2 separate regions of the Mus musculus genome follow, and region 2 is linked to region 1. The links are chromatin loops, found by intact Hi-C in ENCODE. Cell type or tissue: heart. All regions are shown on one strand. Each heading gives the region's core, and the rest is flanking DNA. Links, peaks and the distances in the headings are about the cores only.

Region 1 (10,390 bases), core at 1,412-9,411:
TTCATTGGGGATACTATTCTGTAATTTTGTGATATTTTATTTGGTTTTATTCCTGGCACAATATGGGTCTTATAGAATATAGAATATTATGAGTTATTTGTTCCTCTTTTTAACAAATTAAAGAATCTGTGTTCATTTTCCTTTAAAGGTGAAAGAATACACCAGCCTGTGTTATCTGGCTTTGGTTTTCCATCACTTGTTATGGATCCAGTCGGACATTGCTTCTTATGTCTGTTTGGTGCTTCTTAGGGATGGGTCTGTTTTTCATCTGGGTTATCTGATTTCTTGATATACAGTGTTCAGAGTGTTCTCTTATAATTTCCCTTATTTCTGCAAGGCCGGCAATAATGGTATCAACTTCAGTTTTGATTTCAGTAATTTGAATCTTCTTTTTCTGGCCCCTCTAGGTAAAGTTCATTAGCTTTGTGATTTTTTTTTTTTTCAAGAAAGTGATGTTCACTTATCCTTTCTATAGTTTTTCCTACTCTCCTTTTTATTCCCCTCTGCTCCTTCTCCTAGCATGTCTGATCTAATGCAGAGCCATGCATGAATGGGTTAATGAATACATTTTTTTTGTTTGTTCTTTAGATGGAATACTAAGTTACTGATCTGAGGTCTTTTCTACTGTGTACATTAACAGCTGTAAATTCATAGGAACTACAAAATCAATGATACCCTATAAGTATGGGTATATGTTGTTGTTTCCTTTTCATTTATCTCAAAGCATTTTTCAGTCTCCCTTTGGCCCACTGGATTTTAAAGAGTGTTATTTTTGACCTGATTGTAAACTTACCAAACTTCCTTCTGTTACTGGTTATGATTTCATTGCACCATAACAGAACCTACCTTCTGTGATTTTATTCCTTCCATATTTATGACCTAACATTGCACTGGAGAAGATGCACGTTCTGTTATTAGGGTGTTCCACAGACTTGGTTGGACCTAGTTAATTTACAGAGTTGCCCTAGTCTTACACTTCCTTAAGGAATATCTGCCTAGTTGTTCTATTCACTCCTGGACGTGGGCTATTAAAGCTTCCCACTGCTGTTACTGCCTGGACCATTCCCTGCTTCGACCCTGTCAGTTCAGCTCTGTGTACTCTGAGGCTCTGGTTGAGGGTATGCAATCATTGGCTTTTGCATTTCTACTGCTAAGGAGACATTTTCACCTACGCATCTATTATACATTATACATATTTCAAAACAGGTAACTATAATCTAGGGGAAAGGTGGCCAGTGTGTTTCTGTTTTTCTTCCGGACAACAACTACTGTGTGTTTCCGGAGCTCCAAGGTCTCAGGTGCAATAACTCAAGCCTCTGGATGCAGCACAAAAGCAGCCATGGGAACTACATGGCTGCAGCCACCACTCTCTCTTCCTCCTCCTCCAGATAACAGGAACACAGCCAAGGATTTAATTTACAAACTATACTACTACCAGAGAAGCGATAGAAAGCATTTTAAGGATTTTGTTGTTTTGTTTAATGGTGGGGGTATCTTAGAGAATTACTGAAAACAGAGTAACAAAAACACTTCACTGGGATTCAGAAGCAGTCACATTCCACAGCAGAGGGACAGACAGGCTGAGTCACTGGGAACGGTGGAAAAGGTAATAAATAATGTATCCAACTTCCTGACCTTTGTTCCACTGACAGTAACTGACATAGCTTGCCTTTTTAAATAAACAGCTTTCTTCATACATTTCTGGGTGCCATCAATATTGAGCTGTCTCACCCATACATTCACCCCAGGCCAGGATATAAAGGAGGAGCTGGGAGCACAGTTAAGCTGTTTATGAGGCCGACATGTTTTATTCAAGCATCATCAGGGTTTATTAACCTCCATCTGGATGCCCTTATGCAAGGCATCCATTCTACCATCCACTAAAGCTTCTCTTTCTTCTTCCTTCCTTCCTTCTTCCTTTCATTTCCTCCCTCCCTTTCTCCTTCCTTCCCTTTCTTTCTGAAACTATTCACGCTGTAGCCCAGGCTTGCCTTGAACTATTAGCCCAGGCCATCCCTGAATTTACAGTGATCTTCCTGCCTTTGCCTCCCATGTGCTAGAATTGCAAGCATGAACCACCACACCCAGTTTCCTACTGCTTCTTATCATCAAATACCACTTGACATTTTCTCCCTGCTGGCCAGCGAAGGCCTTTAAGTTTGTATCACAAACATTCAATTAAAGGGAAAATATCACAAATTACTGTTATCTATATGCTATGATCTACTGTACTATAAACCAAGAGCTCTCTGATATACTACTAATGTTTCTATATGTACTTTCATAAAATTATCCTTCTTAACAATGTTTTATTCCAGGCCAGCAAGATTTCTTCCCAGCAAGTCTTATGATCTGGGCTCGAACCTGCATGCTGAAGCAGAGAACTGTAGAGGGAATCTTTTGTGCAATGTGTGAAATCTTCAATAAAAGGCTTTTGGCCTATGAGCTGAGGCAGGAAATAGGGAGGTAAAAGTTCTGATACAGATAGAGGATTTTTGGGATAGTCAGGAGCGAGAAGGAGATTCGCCCAGGAATGCTGATGGAGACAGAAGCATCAAACTGAAGAAGAGGTAACTTGCCATGTGGCACTCATAGGATGAATGAATAGGATTTTTGGGATACATGATGGTTGGGGAACAAAGCTAAAGATAATTCAGTCTGAGTCGCTATTTCTGGGAACAAAAAGGTGGTAAAGCCTGGGCTACAGAGAACTCACTCCTGAAAGCTGTCCTTTGATCTGTGCTCTCTCTCTCTCTCTCTCTCTCTCTCTCTCTCTCTCTCACACACACCAATACAATTAAATAAATAAATGTCCTGTTTTTAAAAGATCTATCACCTTGGAACATATTCACAATTCATAGTTTATACCATAAATATACAGAAGAAAATAGAAGAAATTCCACAAAAATGTCAGGCTGTTTTACTGAGCACTGGGATGCTGAACTCCAGCCCATGCTCACTTGCCAAGAATGAGGACGGCTGTATCACGTAGGACATGGAGGAAGGGCACCTGGAACAGTCTGAGAAGGGGAGGATCCTGTGATCTAACGAGAAGGCAGGGTCTGCCTTCCCCTGTCCCACACTGCTGCTGCCTGCCATCGTGACCCTCCCCTGTCCCACACTGCTGCTGCCTGCAGGAAGAAATGCATCTTACAAATACATATTATTTATGCAGTATAAATGCAGGTTGTGAGTTATTCACCGAATCCCTGTGTGGAAATCACTGGCTGGGACTCACGCAGCTTTCTTTCCCATTTAGGTTTCAGCCAAGGTCTTTCACTCTTTAACCAAACCAGTGCTGTATGGCTGGAACGGCCCACCCTTCTTCTGTGTCTTCACATAGCAAGCCCGTACTGGCCTCTCAATACTCAAATCTTATTTCAAAGAAACCTTTTTTAGATACTGCCCCAGTCACCATGTTACCCTCCTCAGAAGTCTCAGGGCTCAGGAGTGACAGAACTTAGCATGTAAAATGAAAAATAAGGCTTTAAAAAAACCACACACACACACAAGTCATTTGGCTATGAGTTAAGTTTGGAAGGTCAGTATCCTAGTTTTGTGAGGCCCAAAATAGAGTCTAGGGCAGGGGATGTGACTTAGTTGGTAGTTTGTCTAGTATGCACGGTGCCTTGAGTTCTCTCTCTAGTACTACACAAACCAGGCATGGCAACACATACTTGCAACTCCGGCCCTTGAGGGGTGTGGGTACGATGTTCAAAAGTTCAATTCTTAGCTTACATAGTGAGTTTGAGACCAACTACATGAAACTCTCTTATAAAAAAGGATGGGGATGGTGTTAATGCGAATACATTTAAACCCCTCGCATCTTGAATTACTACCTCTCCTACATTCAAACTCCCTTAGCTGTGCACTGGCCAATAGTCTTTCTTCTAGTCCTGAAGAACACGTCTTCCCTACTTAAGAACCCTACCTGTGCCTTTGTAGGGCAAGAACACCGGCTCTTTAGCTCCTTAACTTCAGACCAATCGTCTACTCTGAGAGAAGCTGTCTGCCCAATTTCTCCTCCCATTTCCTTTGACTTGCCATTTCTCCCTGAAATTATCATTTGTCTACTTCTCTGTCTTCAGAGTTCTCCTTGAGCTTTGAGAGGAGAGATCTACAGAAATGGCCCCATTATGTTCAGCACCAGGAAGGGTTTGCAACACAGTAACAGTAGGAGCCCCGCAAAACATCAGGCAAAAAACCCAGCAGAGCCGGAGAAGACGCAGAGGAAGCCACAGAAGTCTTAGACACGCGTCTTCAAGCCTGCTCTGGACTTGTGGGGTCCCTGGCAGGAAAGGCCACAAAGGACAGACACACGAGGCCAGACCCGTGTTGGGAGACAGGGAGGGAGCAGAGGCACCAGGCACCATGTTCCAGGGCCTACCAGTAATAAGTGACTGTACAGGCCGTGCACATCCGCTCGGCCGGGGCTTCGCACACCTCACAGGAGAGCCGGCGCCCCTTGGGCACCGCCAGCGGGTAGATCACGTTCATGGTGCGGCCGGCGGCGTCGGTCTCCAGGACGGTTGCCTGGCTAGCATCCGCAAGGCTGAGGTGTCACGTGACAACCACGGGCCAGCCCGGACGTCGGGATTTCAAGGGCAAGGGGGAGGGGCGGGACTGACTGCGACAATTGGGGAGGGGAGAGCACAAACTCTAAATCTCAAAGGTTAAATAGCCAGAACTTGACTGCCATGTAGCCCGAGCCTGGGGAGAACTATACGGTGGCCGGTATAGGTCAAAAACAACCATTTCGTTTTCCAAACTAGGAAATCCACAGGAAGCATAATTTTTCTGGATTTTCTAGATACGTTCTTCCTCTAGACGCTTCCCGACGGGCTTTCCCAGAACAGGCAAGCATTTCGAGCCTTAGCGAGATCAGGACCTACTGGCGGACATAGGAAAGGGAATGACCATAGTCACTATTTGCGGCTGCGCGCAGCCCAGGTATCCGGAAGGGGGCGTGGCGCCAGCGGCCCGGCGTGCCCGGGCGCTGTGGTTCTACCGTGGGGTGACTACAGTGCAGATGGCGGAAATGGACCTGGTGGCTGAGTTGCCGCGTCCTGCGGGTGCTGCGCGCTGGGCCGAGGTTATGGCTCGCTTTGCGGCCAGGCTGGGCGAGCAGGGCCGGCGGGTGGTGCTGATCACATCTGGAGGCACCAAGGTCCCCCTGGAAGCGCGAGCCGTGCGCTTTCTGGACAACTTCAGTAGCGGGCGACGCGGAGCCGCGTCGGCGGAGGTCTTCCTGGCTGCCGGCTATGGAGTCCTGTTCTTGTACCGAGCGCGCTCGGCCTTCCCCTATGCCCACCGCTTCCCGCCCCAGGCCTGGCTGTCAGCCCTTCGGCCTTCTGGCCCAGCCCAGTCGGGCAAGCTGAGTCTGGAGGCCGAAGAGAATGCGCTCCCGGGCTTTGCTGCAGCATTGCAGAGCTACCAAGAGGCAGCCGCTGCCGGCACCTTTCTGGCTGTAGAGTTTACCACTTTGGCGGATTATCTGCATCTGCTGCAGGCTGCTGCCCTGGCTCTCAGTCCATTAGGTGAATGTTCCAAGGAAATCCAAAGGTTTTCCTGGCTGTAGAGCCGTTCTCCCTAGCCTCTTTTCCCTATTGCTTGCTGCCTACCCCACAGCCAAGGAACCCGAGTTAAAGAAAAGATTCCATGCCCTTCCCCGATTTCTTATACTCCGTTTATCTTCACAGGCTCTTCTGCGATGTTTTACCTGGCCGCGGCAGTGTCAGATTTCTATATTCCTGTCTCCGAAATGCCTGAACACAAGATCCACTCATCTGGTGGCCCACTGCAGGTGATGGGCTCTTCTCTTCCAGAGATCTGACCCCCTCTAACCAATCTTGGGTTACTTTCCTCTTGATCTGGATGGCCTTTCAGCCTTCTGTATGAGCTAGGCACTGGGAATACAGAGATGAATAAGACACTGCCCTCAAGGATCTCACAGTCTAGCGAGGGCCTGGACACCAGCCATAATCACAGATCAGAATGATAAATGCTGTAGTGGAGGTATGTACAAAGTGCAGTCAGATCCCCGGGGTAGTGAGACGGGGGTGTCAGGGTGATGGAGATGACTCATCAAAAGATGGACAGAGGGCCTGATCAAGTGGGGAAGGTTATTCTAAGTGGAGTTACAAGTTGGAGTTTGCAACTGGGTAATGTTCTGTGAACCAAAGTGCTTTGGTAAGGCTGAAGAGGCATCTTGCCTCTTGGTATACACAACCTTTGTATTCCTTAAGACCCTTGAACTTTATCCTGTGGAGCCTGGAGACACAAAGGTGGAAGGAAAGACAAGACGTTGTTTGGATGCAGCAGCATCTTCCCTTTCATTGCAGCCCTCCAGGGACAGATGGGCTCTTCATTTCAAGGCTAGCCTGGTCTACCTAGTGAATTACAGGCCAGCCAGAGCTGCACAGTGAGAGAGTAAATAAATCTCAAAGTAAATAAATAAAAGTAAAAAGTTTTGTTTGTACAGAATATCCTAGTATTTTGGAACTAGGAAGCAGAGGGATAAGTGGGGGTTATTGTCCTTTCAGGAAGAAGAAGGGGAGGATAGTGTCACCTTAGTGTCACCGCTGAAAATTGAAGGTGATTTGGTGTCTTGGAACATGAGGGAAATCATAGACATTTGTTGGCTGATATAAGTAGTGTTTATTGATGAAATTGTCTGAGGGGCGCCTTGGGGATAGTTAAGTTACACATTTCAGAGTACCTACTGTGTGCCAAGTGTTATTGTGGAAGAGAAGTACACTGGCAGTTGCTGGCATTGCTTTCAGTCTGCAGGGGAATCCCTGATGCACACAGGTGGTAAATGCCAAGAAGAGAGATCAAGTGGGAGCTTGTGTGGGATTCCTGGCACACTTGCAGGCAGAACTCATACTCTTTAAAAATCCTGGGATCTCCAGTTTATCCTTTTTTTTTTCTTTCTACCTTAAAAATATCCAGAATGAACTAGGCAGTGGTGGCACACACATTTAATCCCAGCACTTGGGAGGCAGAGGCAGGCAGATTTCTGAGTTCGAGGTCAGCCTGGTCTACGGAGTGAGTTCCAGGACAGCCAGGGCTAAACAGAGAAACCCTGTCTCAAAAAAAAAAAACCAAAACCAAAAACAAAAAAATCCAGAACAACTTAGTATTCCCCTTTGGTTGTATAAGGTTTAGGAAACAGGGCAGGGACTTTAATCAAGTGAAGACCAAGTCAGTCATGTCTCAGTACTCTGTTGTGATTATTGTATTAATACTTTTAGTTAACAAATGAAAAAAAAAAAACCTCCAAGTACAAATCAAATCAGTAGCCACGCCCACCAGCACGACATTTTAGACTTGAGAGATTTAAAACCCAATATATTGGAATCCTGCCAAAGTAACTTTTTTTTTTCCCCTGAGACAGGGTTTCTCTGTAGCCCAGGCTGTCCTGGAACTCACTTTGTAGACCAGGCTGGCCTCGAACTCAGAAATCCGCCTGACTCTGCCTCCCAAATGCTGGGATTAAAGGTGTGCGCCATCACGCCCGGCTCAAAGTAACATTTTTATGAACAGATTATAGTTATCTTCAGATTTTCTTTAAAAAATAAAAGAGATGAGTATGATTAAAATACAATCTATAAAATCCTCAAAGACTTAAAAATATTTAAATGAGTTAAAAGGAAGTTCCAGGCTTGGTGGCAGCTCACACCTCTAACCCCAGCCCTCTGGAGACTGGCGGGAAGATCAGCATTTGAAGCCAACCTGGCCCATATACCAACCTCTAGGTTAGCCGGGGCTGCATAGTGAAACACTGTCTTTGAAAATAGTAAAATAAAGGGGAACGTTTGAGAAATTGTAATGAAAATGGCAGGCCAGGACTGGTTCAGAAAACATACTTTGCAGCAAAGTAGATGATGGGCTCTGAATTCAGGCTTCAATATGAACCTAAACGAATCTACAGAACCCAGTCTTTGGCATTTGGTGTGCTGCAAGAAGTTTCCAAACTGTAAGAAAGCCCACCTAACCTTAGTCAAAAGTCGGTCCTTGGTTGCTTGGATCCCTGGTAGGGACTGACCAGTGTTAACTAACTGAACTTGGCTTGCTTTTTCGGATACAGATAACAATGAAGATGGTGCCAAAGATGCTTTCCCCTCTGGTCAAAGACTGGGCTCCTAAAGCGTTTGTAGTTTCCTTTAAGCTGGAGACAGACCCGGACATCATAATCAGTCGGGCTCGGAATGCTTTGGAAGTTTACCAGCATCAGGTGGTGGTGGCCAACATCCTGGAGTCAATAAAGTCCTTTGTGATTATTGTAACCAAAGACTCGGAGACAGAGTTACTGCTGTCCGAGGAGGAGGTGGCAAAAGGCTTGGTGATAGAAGAGAAGATAGTAGATGACCTTCGGTCTCGACACACAGCTTTTATATGTGACAAAAACTGAAGGAAATGCTCCTCTAGGATCAAACACCAGAGCTCTTACCACTGATAGGAACTAAGATTGATCCTCTGTTAAGGATCAACACAGTGAAGAGATAGTAAACGCGGTGTGCAGGCAAGTGCCTGCTGGGACTTCAGTTCTGAGAGTGAAACACTGGACGCTCTCCTGGATCTGGAAAGTGAACAAGAGTTCACAAAGAGGACTGTGGGATTGCGTGGCCTGCAGAGCAGATGAGCCAGGAGCCGCTGCGTGTTGGCCTACTGTAAGGTCATGGTGCGTGAATGGTCATGCTCTGAAGAAGTGTTTATCAAGTGCCTACCATGTGCCAGGGCCTTTGTGAGCTGTGAGGGTCTGAAAGATGAATGAGCACGTCTCATTTGGGAACTGGATGTACAAAAATTTATGTGCAATAAAGTATGTGCCCACAAAGGGACACTTGGAAAGGGCGGGTTTCTGGTTTTTTGTTATTGTTTTTTTTTTCTTTTACAATTTAGTTATTTTATGTGTTTGAGTGTTTCTGCTTGCATGTATGTTTATACACCATGGGTCTGCGGTACCTTTGGAGGCTAGAAGAAGGAATCAGAGCCTCTGGAACTTGTGAGCCTCCATGTAGGTTCTGGGAATCAAACCTGGGTCTTTTAAGAAGAAAGACGTTTTTACTAAAACAGGAGTAATGCAGATAAGGTAGATCACAGACCTCCCTACATCTACTTTTTGCCTCTTGGCCTAGATTTATTCCATATTTAGGTAATACTTTTCAAATATTTTAAGGCTGTTCTTCGGATAGATAACCAGCCTTCCACTTGGACCCTGGCAGGAGTTAAATGATTGCTTCTGCCCTGAGGGAACTGTTACCCTGTGATAAAGTGTGGTGTTTAGATAGCCAGCTGGGCATTCTACTAGATTCATGAATGAGGCCCTTGACTTAATCTTAGTTTATGTATCTACAGTGTAGGGATAAAAATAGAGCATTGGTCTCATGTCTGGCACTTTACACTCAGTACGCTGGTGCAATTACCGTTTTTCTCAGAATCAGGCCAAAACATTTGATCACTGAGTCCCTGAGAAACTCACTATCCCTAAGAAGTTCTCACTATCCTGTTTTAGAGTACGAGTGAATACCTAGTGCAGAAAAATCTCCAGTAAGTGAGACGTAGGGTAGTCCTAAATACAGTTGTGTGTGTGTGTGTGTGTCTGTGGTGGTGGTGGGGGGGTGCTGTTATTATGTAGAAGTCAGTGTTCTACATAAATTTCAGTTAGGGACTAATGGTGAAATTCAGTAGTTGAGCACTTGGCTAGCATGTGCAGGCCTTGGGTCAAAACCTGGCTTACAGTACAACTGGCCATGGAGTTGGAAAGGTACCCTGACAGTACAGAGTTTCAGTTATGACATAAACAGAAGTGGCAAGCAAGATAAGTAGAAACAATGAAGTTTGGAATTGTGGCCTCCAGCACAAGACGGTTTATTGCTGCAGCCAGGAGTGAAACCATCTCTTGGAGCACACAGTTGTCATGAACTTTAGGTCTAGTTGGCAAAACTTCCAGAAAACAACAGGCTTCGCCACTGGAACAGTGCTGTAAAAGATGACTTTCCTCTCTACAGGCACAGCCTTGGGTGCTGACTCATCTGCTAGAACTAGGTGATTTTGATGATAATATTCATGAGAGCCCACTTAAGATCGTTTTATTAAAGCCCCAAACAATCTCTAACTTGTCTTATGGACTCACCAGAGACTTCTCCCTTCGGTTTATGGTCTGTTCTGAGAGCTTCAAAACACCCAGGTAGGAGTTCCAGGTGTGTGTGTGTTTGTGTGTTAGCAGGAGGAAATACTTGCAAAGGGAAACGAGGCGTTTATTTGCTCCAGCTCGGAGGACCAAGGAGCCTTACCTAAGGAGGTGATAATGAAACTGATCAGTGGGAGTGGGTGGAAATGGAGGTGAGCATTTTAGATCAGAGAGGGGAAACACTTTCAAGGCCAA
Region 2 (10,390 bases), core at 1,194-9,193, 100 kb after region 1:
TCCTTCCTGGTATGTGGGTGCAGCTTAGGTTCTGCTGCAGGTCAAGTTCTCAGGCATATTTTCTTTAAGACAGAAGCCTGTCCCAAGATGGAGTAGGTTTGGCCTCTCAACAGTCACCTCTGTAACTCTAGTTCCAGGGGATCTAACACACATATATATGACACACACACACAGCCAAAATAATTATATCTTTTTAAAGATATATAATTTTCTTTTAGGAAACAGTAATTACTGACAACGCTGCATTTGAAATACTCAAAAAGATACTACCTTTACAAAACTCCAGGTGAGTTATATACATCAAGACTGTCATTAGCTGCACACCTAAGATGGCTCCTTACTGGTTCAGAGTGGCTGGCTTTGTTTTGGGGGGATTTTTTTTCTGCCTATATTTGGCTTTTGAATCTGCACCCAGTCTGTGCTCTCCTCACCAGCTTTCCAGTCCTACAGAATACCAATCTCAGGTAGGGGATAATCCACGAGCGCAGGCCTCCGATAGCTTTTATTTTGTCTTTTTCTTTGATTTGACAGCTGTAAAGTGCTAAAGTCCTATCAATGCCATAGACTCGTAGCCCTAAGCTTCTACCAGGAAGTTGTATGTAAGTTGATGCCCTCACACGTGGCCTTTCTCAGTTTCTCAGGGACAGGCTTCGTATTGTCAGCTGAAAATCTCCAGGAGACTGAGCTGCACAAATGGGAAGGCGCAGCAGCAATCCCCAAGTCCCCCGAGCCTCTTTCACGTTCACAGGATTCAGAAAGTGGATATATAAATGTGACTTCTCTAAAAGAGACACACAACACACAAGGGGACCAAAAGCCAGAACTATGACCTCACTGGTAGCTACAAGACTATTCATGCCTACTAACTCAGAGCCTGGATACAAAGGTGCAAACCGAGCAGGAGCAGTCTCACAGAACACCCTGGACATCAACAAGGATTCCTCAAAATCGCTTATTAAACAGCCATTAAAATTTTTCAAAGATGTAATTGTTTGATATACCTATTGATAATGAGGTTTTCAATTCTTTTTTTTTTCTGTCTATTAGTGGTTTGTCTCTGTGTGTGTGTCCATATACTCTGTGCATATGCCAGAAAGAGGGCATTGGCTCTCCTGAGTCTAGAGTAGCAGACAGCTGTGTCATGTGGGTGCTAGAAATGGAACCCCAGTCCTCTGTTGAACCATCTCCCCAGCCCTAAGAAGATTTTTATTTTATGTACATTGGTGTTTTGCCTGCATGTGTCTGTGTGAGGGTATCAGATCCCCTGGAACTGGAGTTACAGGCAGTTGTGAGCTGCCATGTGGGTGCTGAGCATCAAACCTGGGTCCTTTGAAAGAACAGTCAGTGCTCTTAACTGCTGAGCCATCTCTCCAGGCCTGAAGAGTTTTTTTTTTTTAAATAACGTTAGTAATACTCCACCAGAGAAGATTTATGTTTAGTAAGCACAGAATAAAAAAAAGCATTGGTCGTGGTGTGGAGGGAATTGGCCAGTGGTGAATAAATAGAAAGGTTTACTTAGTGCCATGCAAGGGGTAGTGGGTGCAATAAGGGACACTTGCAACCTTCTCGCGCATTGTCAGTGCAACTCACTGCGCTTTGCACTTAGTGTCCTTATTCAAGTATGTGTTCATTGGAGGACTCAACAAAAGCTTTATGTGTAGTGCTGTTATGTGTTTCAGATCCCCCTAGAACTTGAATGACAGATGGTTGAGACAAATGGATGCAGGGAATTGAACCTGGGTCCTCTGGGGAAACAGTCTGCAACTCTTTACTGCCAAGAAATCTCACCAGCCCCTCATTTGGGAACTTTCGAGATAACATCTCATGTTATCTCAGGGTCAGCCTACCCTCAAACTTGATGGGCTAGATGACCTTGAACTCCTGACCTTCCTACTTCCACTTCCCAAATACTGCGATTACAAGCATCTTCTACCACACCCTGCTAATGTATGTATTTTGATTTGAATTTTCCATTACATCTTTGAGAACTTCCTCCAGATCCACCCCCACTGCCCTACCTACCCAACTTGGTGTTCTGTCTCTCTCCTTTCTAAAGCTCACCAAAACCAATTTGTGATGCCCAAATATGCTTGGCTGTGTGGGCTTCCAATGAAGCAGGTGCTACACTAAAGCAATCTGATTCCCCCTCTTCCAGCAGCTATCAAGTGCCAATAGCTCCTTGAAGTATTTGTATCCTATTATACTTTTTTTTTCAAGGCCAGATTTCTGTGTATAGCCCTGGCTGTCCTGGAACTTGCTCTTGTGGATCAACTCAGAGATCTGCCTGTCTCTGCCCCCAGAGTTCTGGTATTATAGACATGTCCCACTACTGACTGGCAATAAAACATTCATTTAAATACATTTTTGAGGGCGAATGTTCATGTAGAAGTGAGGTTTGGCATTGAATACCTTTCTCAAATTCTGTAGTTTTAGTATTAATATTCATTTCTGTAAATGCACATGTGTGGATATGTACATCTGTACAGGCACTAAGGCCAGAAAAGGACACTGAATGGCTTCCTCTGTCATCTACCACCTATTATGTTGAAGCAGAGTCTCTCCCTCAACCTGGGCTTCCAGTTTTCTCCAAGAGGTTGGAAGCCAGTAAGCCCCAGTGAACATCCACCCTCCTCGAAGCTGGGCATGCAGGCATGTGGAGGGTACCCAGTTTGACACATGGGTGTTGGAACACTCTAGTCCTCCTGAGCCATCTCTCCAGCCCCAGTTCCAAAAGAATATAGCAATCCATGTATGTAATTTCAGCACTTGGGAGGCTGAGATAGGAAGTTGGAAGAGTTCAAAGCCAACCCATGATACACAGCAAGACTGTCTTAAAATTAAAAAAAAAAGTGAAAAAATGTTTCAAAAAAGACCTTAAGCTGGGCAGTGGTGGTGCATGCCTTTAATCCCAGCACTTGGGAGGCAGAGGTAGGCAGATTTCTGAGTTCGAGGACAGCCTGGTCTACAGAGTGAGTTCCAGGACAGCCAGGGCAATACAGAGAAACCCTGTCTCAAAAAACCAAAAGCAAAAACAAAACAAAACAAAAACCAAAAAACCTTAAAGGGTGTAACAACCAGGGCTGGAGAGATGGCTCAGTGGGTAAGAGCACTGACTGCTCTTCCGAAGGTCCTGAGATCAAATCCCAGCAACCACGCCCTCTTCTGGGGTGTCTGAAGACAAGTATAGTGTACTTACATATAAGTATCTTTGGGCCGGAGCAAGCATGAGAGAAGGAAAAGAGGGGGGGGGGGTAGCAACTGAATGCCCTCCAAAACAGAGGCAGAAGGGTACTTGGTAAAAGTGGTATAAGAGAAGCCAGCCTTTACTTCCTGGTCTTTGCTACCAGCAGTGGCAAACAGCATTTTAAATAGGCAAAGCCCCATACGATTTACTAGCCTAGAGACCCATCCCATGGGCAAACAACAATCCCTGAGACTGTTGTGCTTGCAGACAGGAACCTCGCATGGCTGTCCTGAGAGACTCCACCCAGGAGCTGACTCAGGGATGCAGAGACCACAGCCAAACATCCGATGGAGCTTGAGGACTCCTGAGGGCCTCCGAGGGGATTGGAACTCCACAGGAAAACCAAGAGTCAACTATGACCCTTGGGGCTCTCAGAGACTGAACCACCAACCAAAGAGCATAGACAGGCGGGACCTAGCCCCCTCCCACACACACACGGTCTTTCATGTGGGTCCCGAACAACTGGAGTAGGGGCTATCCCAAAAGCTGTTGCCCTGCTGTGGAATTCGTTTCTTCTGCTTGTCTGGACTCAGTGGGAGAGGATGAGGCCAGCCCTGCAGAGACTTGATGTGCTAAGGTGGAGGGAAAACCAGAGGGGGTCTCTACCCTCTCAGAGGAGAAGAGAAGGAGGGGGTGGGGAAACCGGGAGAGGCGGCAGCACTGGGGATGTAAATGTGAATTAAAAAATAAAAAATTTTACAATCATAAGAAAATAAATAAAATTACATTTCCAGCACCCGACTGAGCCAGGCTACAGTAACAAACCATTTTAAAATATGGAAGGTGACTCAGGGATCCTCGGCTCATGAGCTGTGACAGGGGACACCAAGTGTGACTGCTCAGGACATGCTGTCTGCAGAAGATTCATTTCTATTGCACTAATACAGTCATGCAAGTGGGGAGCCCACAGACTTTGACAAAGATGCCTGCGTTTCCTCCCCTCAGCTCCGACCAGCTCAGCCAAACAGTACCATTCCCAACAACCTCAGCGCGCGCCACACTTCCGGGGCGGGGCGCAATCGCGGTCCGTTTCCACTGCGTCTGCGCTCCGGATGAAGTTCGCGGGACCTGCCACCGGAAGCCGGGTTTCTACTTCCGGGTCAAAGCCATGGCGGTGGCAAATTCAAGTCCAGTCAATCCAGTGGTCTTCTTCGATGTCAGCATTGGCGGCCAGGTGAGGTGCGGGCGACCTAGCGGCCCGTGCGGGCTGGTTGGCCTCGGGTAAGGGAGGCAGCCCCTTATAGCCCTCCCGAGACCGGCTGGGCCAGGCGGCGGAGGGAGGTGGGAGCTTTCGAGCTTCGTGGACAGCGGTCGTGAGCTGAGTGTTGCGTCTCCCGTTTCTTCTGCAGGAAGTTGGTCGCATGAAAATCGAGCTCTTTGCAGACGTGGTGCCTAAGACGGCAGAGAACTTTAGGTAAGGATATGCTCCAAGTGAACCAGAGCTGAGCCCGAAGCCGGCCTCCAGTCGGTCTTTGCCATGTCTGCCTCTGTCCATCTATTCATTGCCTTGCAGCTCTGTGGTCTGGGTATTTCACTGGCCAAACAGCTACCGGCTGTGACTGATCCCATATCAACTTCTATCACTAGTCTACCTGCCCTGACATCCGCCCGATCAGTTAGTTGGCGGACATACTGGCCCCAGTGTTTGAACTCTCCTCTCCAGAGATTAGAGGTGCTTCAAGCAGTGATCGTACGAAGGCTAAATCGTTTGCTCTCTCTTTCCCTTTAGGCAATTCTGCACCGGAGAGTTCAGGTCAGTCTCAGATGTGTTTGATTTCTCTGCCTACTCCTGAAGGGGTGCCCTGGATGTTTGGTGAGGGTATTGGAGAACCATGAACAGGTCTTAAGTAATGGAAGATGATATGCAGAGAGAGGGTGACACCTTGAATGGGTTCTTTCTCTCTCTTTTTCCCCCTCCAGATCTTAGTGAGAGCCCTTTTAGCCTCTGGTGTAGCCTAAATGGGAAAGGCCCACCATTGTGTTTCCCCATTCCAAGTCTCTTCCTTCTTTGTTTACAGAAAAGATGGCGTTCCGATAGGATACAAAGGAAGCACCTTCCACAGGTAAGGGAGGTTTTTGGAAAACTGGAAATGCAGTCATTGCTTGGTATCTGTACAGGCAGTCCTGCACACCTGAGTTCAAACTCTGTGAGGCTTACGGCTGTTGTTTTAAATGGCATGTTCGCGGCTGAGGCTGTAGCTCGGTGGTAGAGAATTGGCCCAGCATTCATAAGGCCCTGGATTTGGTACTGAACACCATGAAGCCTATGCACAGCGCCTTAAGTCATCCCTGACTTGGTGGAATGCTGTATTGCAGAAACGATGCCAAGGAAAGCATGCTGTACCCTTTCAGTACCTGTTCAGTACAGGTGCGTGGCCACGTGCTCCCAGAGGTCTAAGCTCAGATCCTTAGGCTGCCACAGCAAGCACTTCACCCACTGACCCATCTCCCTGGCGCCAGTCAGGACTTCAGCAGAGGCTTTGCTAGTTACCGTTGCTAGGCAGTCATCTGTAGGAGCCTGGCTTTCATGATATATTTACTTATTTTTTGTTAGAGTTTGACAGAAGTTGCTCTATTCTAATCCTGAAAATGTCCATGTCTCCCACATAAGGGCTTTAAAGCTACAGTCTGTAACCCTCCCTAGCATTCTTGTGAAGTAGTATGTGTTTTCCGAGTTCTTCAAGGAAGGCTAAGCAAAGCGAAGGGCCATAGCTGGTGTACTAGCTAACACCATCAAGTCTCTGTGTGTGCAGTAGTCCATTCACCTAGATTTGCTGTTGTTCTTTTCCCCCAAATTGCAATAAGCCCTGGACATGATTTTTTCCTTTGGTGACTGTTGGTGATTCTAGCCTGGTTTCAGCCCCTTCCTGATGTTCAGGTGCGAACTCACGCATCTAAGATCAACTGAGTTAAGACTGTACTTGCTCGCCCTTTTCTAAGCTTCAGTGATTAATCCACTGAATCTTTTCTCAGGATTTTTTTTTTAACTGTTTCAGGGTCATAAAGGATTTCATGATTCAGGGTGGAGATTTTGTTAATGTAAGTACTGCTTCTTTTCTTTGTTATTTTTTTCTGGCAGGGCCCTAGTCTTGAGACTTAAGAGCAATAGCTAAGTTAAGTGGAGAGGGCATGGGATGTACTGTAGAGTTGCTGGCTACCACTGACTGTGTCCTTAGAACACATAACAATACTCTACTGAACCATAAACTTCCACTTTCCAAACCCTAGCTGTTTGTAACTAGAAACTGGGCTTTGCTGGCATACCTATAGGTGATCTGAGACGGTCCACATTCATTGTTCACAGAAAACTTTGAAATTGACTGCAATTTTTCCCTCAAAAGGAAGGGAGCTGACTGCTTTTGTCTCCCATTTTTCCTTCCACATCTGCACATCTTCTGTCACTGTCTAAAAACTCTAGTTTTTTGTTGGATTGCTCTGGGGGGGGTTAGGGGCCGGTCTTTCTTTCTCTTTTCCTTTTGAAAGCTAAGGTATTAATCACAAGCTGGTTAGCAAGCAAGGGATCAGATCAGGAGAGACAGGAAGTTTAAAGGGTGTTCGCTTGCTTGCTGAGGTAGCCCAGCAGATCCATTCTTCACAAAAAGACCATGACTGTTGGTGTCTCCATCCTTCCTTGGAGTGTGTCCAATAAGCTAGAATATCTCTTTCTTAAACCAGCTCTTTCCTTACCCATCCACCTCTGTGCATGCTGTCTCCTTGCTGTTAGCATTGTTTATGTGGGTGTGTTACTAAGTCCTTTTGTCTGAGAGATGGTCTTACTCCATCAGTTGTAAATTTAGTTAGATTTTTGTGAGTCTTTAGAGGTCTTCCTCCTACACAGGGTTGCAATGGCAGGCTTTAGGCTGAATCCTGCTTCCACTTAGGCTGCATTTTAACTATGTGATACTACTGGGAAATCTGGGGGACTGGAGAGATCGCTCAGCAGTTACACTGTTGACTCTTCAGAAGACCCAGGTTTGATTCCCAGCATCTACATAGCCATCTGTAACTCCAGCTCCATGAATCTGAAAAACAAATATGGGAGGGTTTGGGGGCAGAAAGCGAAGGGGCAGTGATGTGATTATAATCCCCAAAAACCTAAAATAAAATTTTAAATAATAATAAATGAATTTTAAAAAGGGAAAAAAGAGCTGGGCTTAAAGTGCAACAGTGTTTCTCCACACATCCAGTGTGTGTGTGTGTGTGTGTGTGGTGTGTGCGTGCACACATGTGCTCAAGAGCATGCAGGTGTACAAGCCCATGGATGTTGGGGCCAGAGGCAGACATGTGGTGTGCTCTGTCAGTCACTACCTTACTACCTGGAGACAAGGTTTCACTAGATGAGAAGCTGCTTGGTTCAGCTAGGGCAGCTGGCTGGCTAGCTCCCCTTAGCACTGCACCATTCTCCCTGGCCTTCCAGGGTGTGCAGCACTCCCGGCCTCTGATATGTCTCTTTTCTACTCAGGGCGATGGCACTGGAGTCGCCAGTATTTACCGGGGTCCATTTGCGGATGAAAATTTTAAACTTAGACACTCTGCTCCAGGCCTGCTTTCCATGGTAAGTGAGGTTCGGTTAAGATTTGGGGTTAGATCAATGGCTGGTTTCTGGTGCTTTGTTGAGGCTTAGGTCTGTCTCTTGGAATCAGGCCTCACCTGCACCTAGCCCTCCTCCTTCCTTAGTGTGCTTTGATTCTGTTGGGCAGGTGCAAGCAGCTGTGGAAAACACTGAGCTCTGACTTGGGCCTTTGTTTGCACCAAGACTGGCTTTAGCCTCAGTGGTGTGCAGGCTTCCAAGGCTGGTATTCACCTTCGTGTGGCCCTGGTAGCCGTGATTCACTCACCACCATCGTGACCACACACGTGCTTTCTCCCTCTCCAAGCTCATCCTTTCTATCCCCACATCTTGATATCTCTTCCCCACTCCTGGCCCTGCTCAGACTCCCTCATACCTTCATCCAGCTCACCTCTGCTCATTGCTTGCCCACTTCACCTTGCTCACTCTCCTCCCTCTTTTTCCCTTACTCACTCCTCTTGCCCCCACTTCCCATCCCTGCTTTACCCATCCTGCTATCAATGTCCCAATCCTTACCTCCTGGGTCCCAGTATTTACGTGGATATTCTCTCTCCTGCTCACCTACTCTGCACTCATCTTCTCAGGCATCTAGGAGCTGAAAGATTCCATCACAGCTGCTCCATGCCAGGCCTCAGGGCAAAGCATAAGACATAAACATGATCCCCACCATTGTGACATGTAGTGTCTAACAACAAACGCACATGCAGGTGACCAGCCCCGTATAAAATAGTTCACACCATCAGTGCAGTAAGTGAGGGCACCTCGGGGTACATGAAAGGGCCCTAATGGCCTAGAGAAAGCCTTCCAAGAGGAGAAAGATATGAGTCTTTAAGTAGTTCTGTAGCCGACTCCCTAAGAGGAGAGTGTTTCGGGTCTATTGGATAGACTGCAAAAATCCCAGCCCACACAGAAACACAGTGATAATAGTCAGGGATGGGACAGGTGGGGTTTGCTTGACTCTATTCTGTTTGTGTAGTGCTGGAGGTTGAGCCCAAGGTCTCATGCATGATAGGCTATGTCCTGCCCAGCCCTTTGCAACTCTTTATTCTTTTTGTTTTGAGACAGGATCTAACCGCGTAACTCTGACTGGCATGAAACTTGGTATATAGACAAGGCTGGCTTCAAACTCAAATAGATCTACTTGCCTCTATGTCCCAAGGGCCACCACACCCAGCTTATTTGTTATTATTGTGAGTTTATGCGAATGCATTATGTTGAGGGTGTGTATTTCCAGTGTGTGAGTATGTGGAGGTCAGAGGACAAGTTTTGGAAGTCAGTTCTCTCCTCTCTCCTTTACCTGGATTCTAGGGGTTAAGCTCAGGTTGTCAACTCTTTTACCCTCTGACCCTCTGGCCAGCCTCTCAGCCCTCTTTCTGCTTTTTTCATTTGAGTCAGGATCCTACTTCATTGCTTAAGGTGGCTTTGAAGTCATTCTGTATCCCAGGGAGATCCTGAGCTCAACAGTCCTCAGCCTCAGCCACCAAAGGAGCTGGGTTTACAGGCCTGCACCAGCGTCATCTGTGGCATGGTTGTCTTGGCTTCCTTCACCTTGTGAGTTCTTCAAAGGCAGGGATCTCAAGGCCCTGTCACCTGCCACAGAAAGACGCAAAGGAGTGACAGAACAGTTACGAGAACGACGGCTAAGAGCGATTGGGTGCTTACAGCACCTTCCCTGTCTTAATTCATTTTAATGAGACAATGAGCAAACAGGCCCAGGCAGGTTGTATCCCATAGCCACTGGTGGGGTTCTGGGTTCAGTCTGTGTCATCTACTGCAGGGCTAGTCCCTGAACATGAGTTACACCACCAGAAAGGAAGAATAAAGATGTGTCCACGGGAGGACACGGAGGGAGGGTCCCTGAGCCACACAGATGTTTTGTACAACTGTTACTGTGTCTGTTTGCAGCAGAGTAGAGGTAGATGGAATGTGCGTCCTGCAAATTGTGCCCATTCCCGAGCAGTAGACTACTCTAGCTGGCTGGTGGTGGACAGGAGGGAGTTCTTCCTTTCATGCATGAGATGCTCAGGAAAATATGTGCAAATATCACAGCTTTCTTTTGAGACATGATCTCACTGTGTAGCCCTGATTGACCGGGAAGCTCCATAGATCAAACTGGCTTCCCTCTGCCTCCATCCTCCTGCTTCTGTCTCCTGAATGGTTAGATTATTAGTATGTATGAGGACCCAAGTTCAATTCCCAGCATGGTTAAAGAAAAGAAAGATCAAAGTGATTCCCAAAGTGTAATACACAATCCCAGGTTAGAGGTGACCCCAGACATCCACTGCTTCATGCGTAAACATAGAACTGGCCATTTCAGAGTCATTAGTAGTGGTGTTGTGTAAAATCTGTCCCATCAATACCCCACCCCCCAAGCTGCCATTGACGTCTCCACAGTAGTGGTCTATGAAACCAGGATGGCCTTGAACTTGTGGCTCTCTTCCCTCTGTCTCACAATTTTGGGGTTATAGTCATGGGCGCCTATGCCCAGCTTTGTATGTCTTTGAGTGATAGCACTTTCATTTTTCTATTTCTTGTCTCCCTTCCCCCCACCCCCAAAATCTTGGTGTAGTTACATG

Evidence for each region. Peaks named below come from ENCODE experiments on the same cell type or tissue, not always from the same donor. Only the 100,000 strongest peaks of a DNase experiment are listed, where the experiment ranks them.
Region 2: it touches region 1 in a loop (4-fold over the local background); 3 of 42 quality-filtered maps call a loop at or near these places.

Annotation. Positions count from the first base shown.
Region 1 is chr4:119,416,993-119,427,382 of GRCm38, reverse strand. It overlaps Ppcs (phosphopantothenoylcysteine synthetase), which reads left to right and starts at 4,963. Exons shown (of 3, transcript NM_026494.4): 1 at 4,963-5,537; 2 at 5,700-5,803; 3 at 8,090-8,856. The coding sequence starts at 5,030. The coding sequence ends at 8,413. It overlaps Zmynd12 (zinc finger, MYND domain containing 12), which reads right to left and starts at 4,699. Exons shown (of 8, transcript NM_001014900.2): 1 at 4,388-4,699. The coding sequence starts at 4,497. In heart, for the core only: a CTCF peak has its summit at 4,954 (motif pointing right); DNase peaks (open chromatin) are centred at 4,592 and 4,972; H3K4me3 peaks cover 2,451 bases; H3K27ac peaks cover 1,684 bases.
Region 2 is chr4:119,314,437-119,324,826 of GRCm38, reverse strand. Ppih (peptidyl prolyl isomerase H) reads left to right here and starts at 4,304. Exons shown (of 10, transcript NM_028677.4): 1 at 4,304-4,418; 2 at 4,594-4,658; 3 at 4,974-4,997; 4 at 5,263-5,307; 5 at 6,241-6,283; 6 at 7,707-7,799. The coding sequence starts at 4,353. It overlaps Ccdc30 (coiled-coil domain containing 30), which reads left to right. Exons shown (of 15, transcript NM_029286.2): 14 at 219-286; 15 at 634-1,934. The coding sequence ends at 829. In heart, for the core only: a CTCF peak has its summit at 4,229; a DNase peak (open chromatin) is centred at 4,246; H3K4me3 peaks cover 2,260 bases; H3K27ac peaks cover 1,632 bases; H3K27me3 peaks cover 1,364 bases.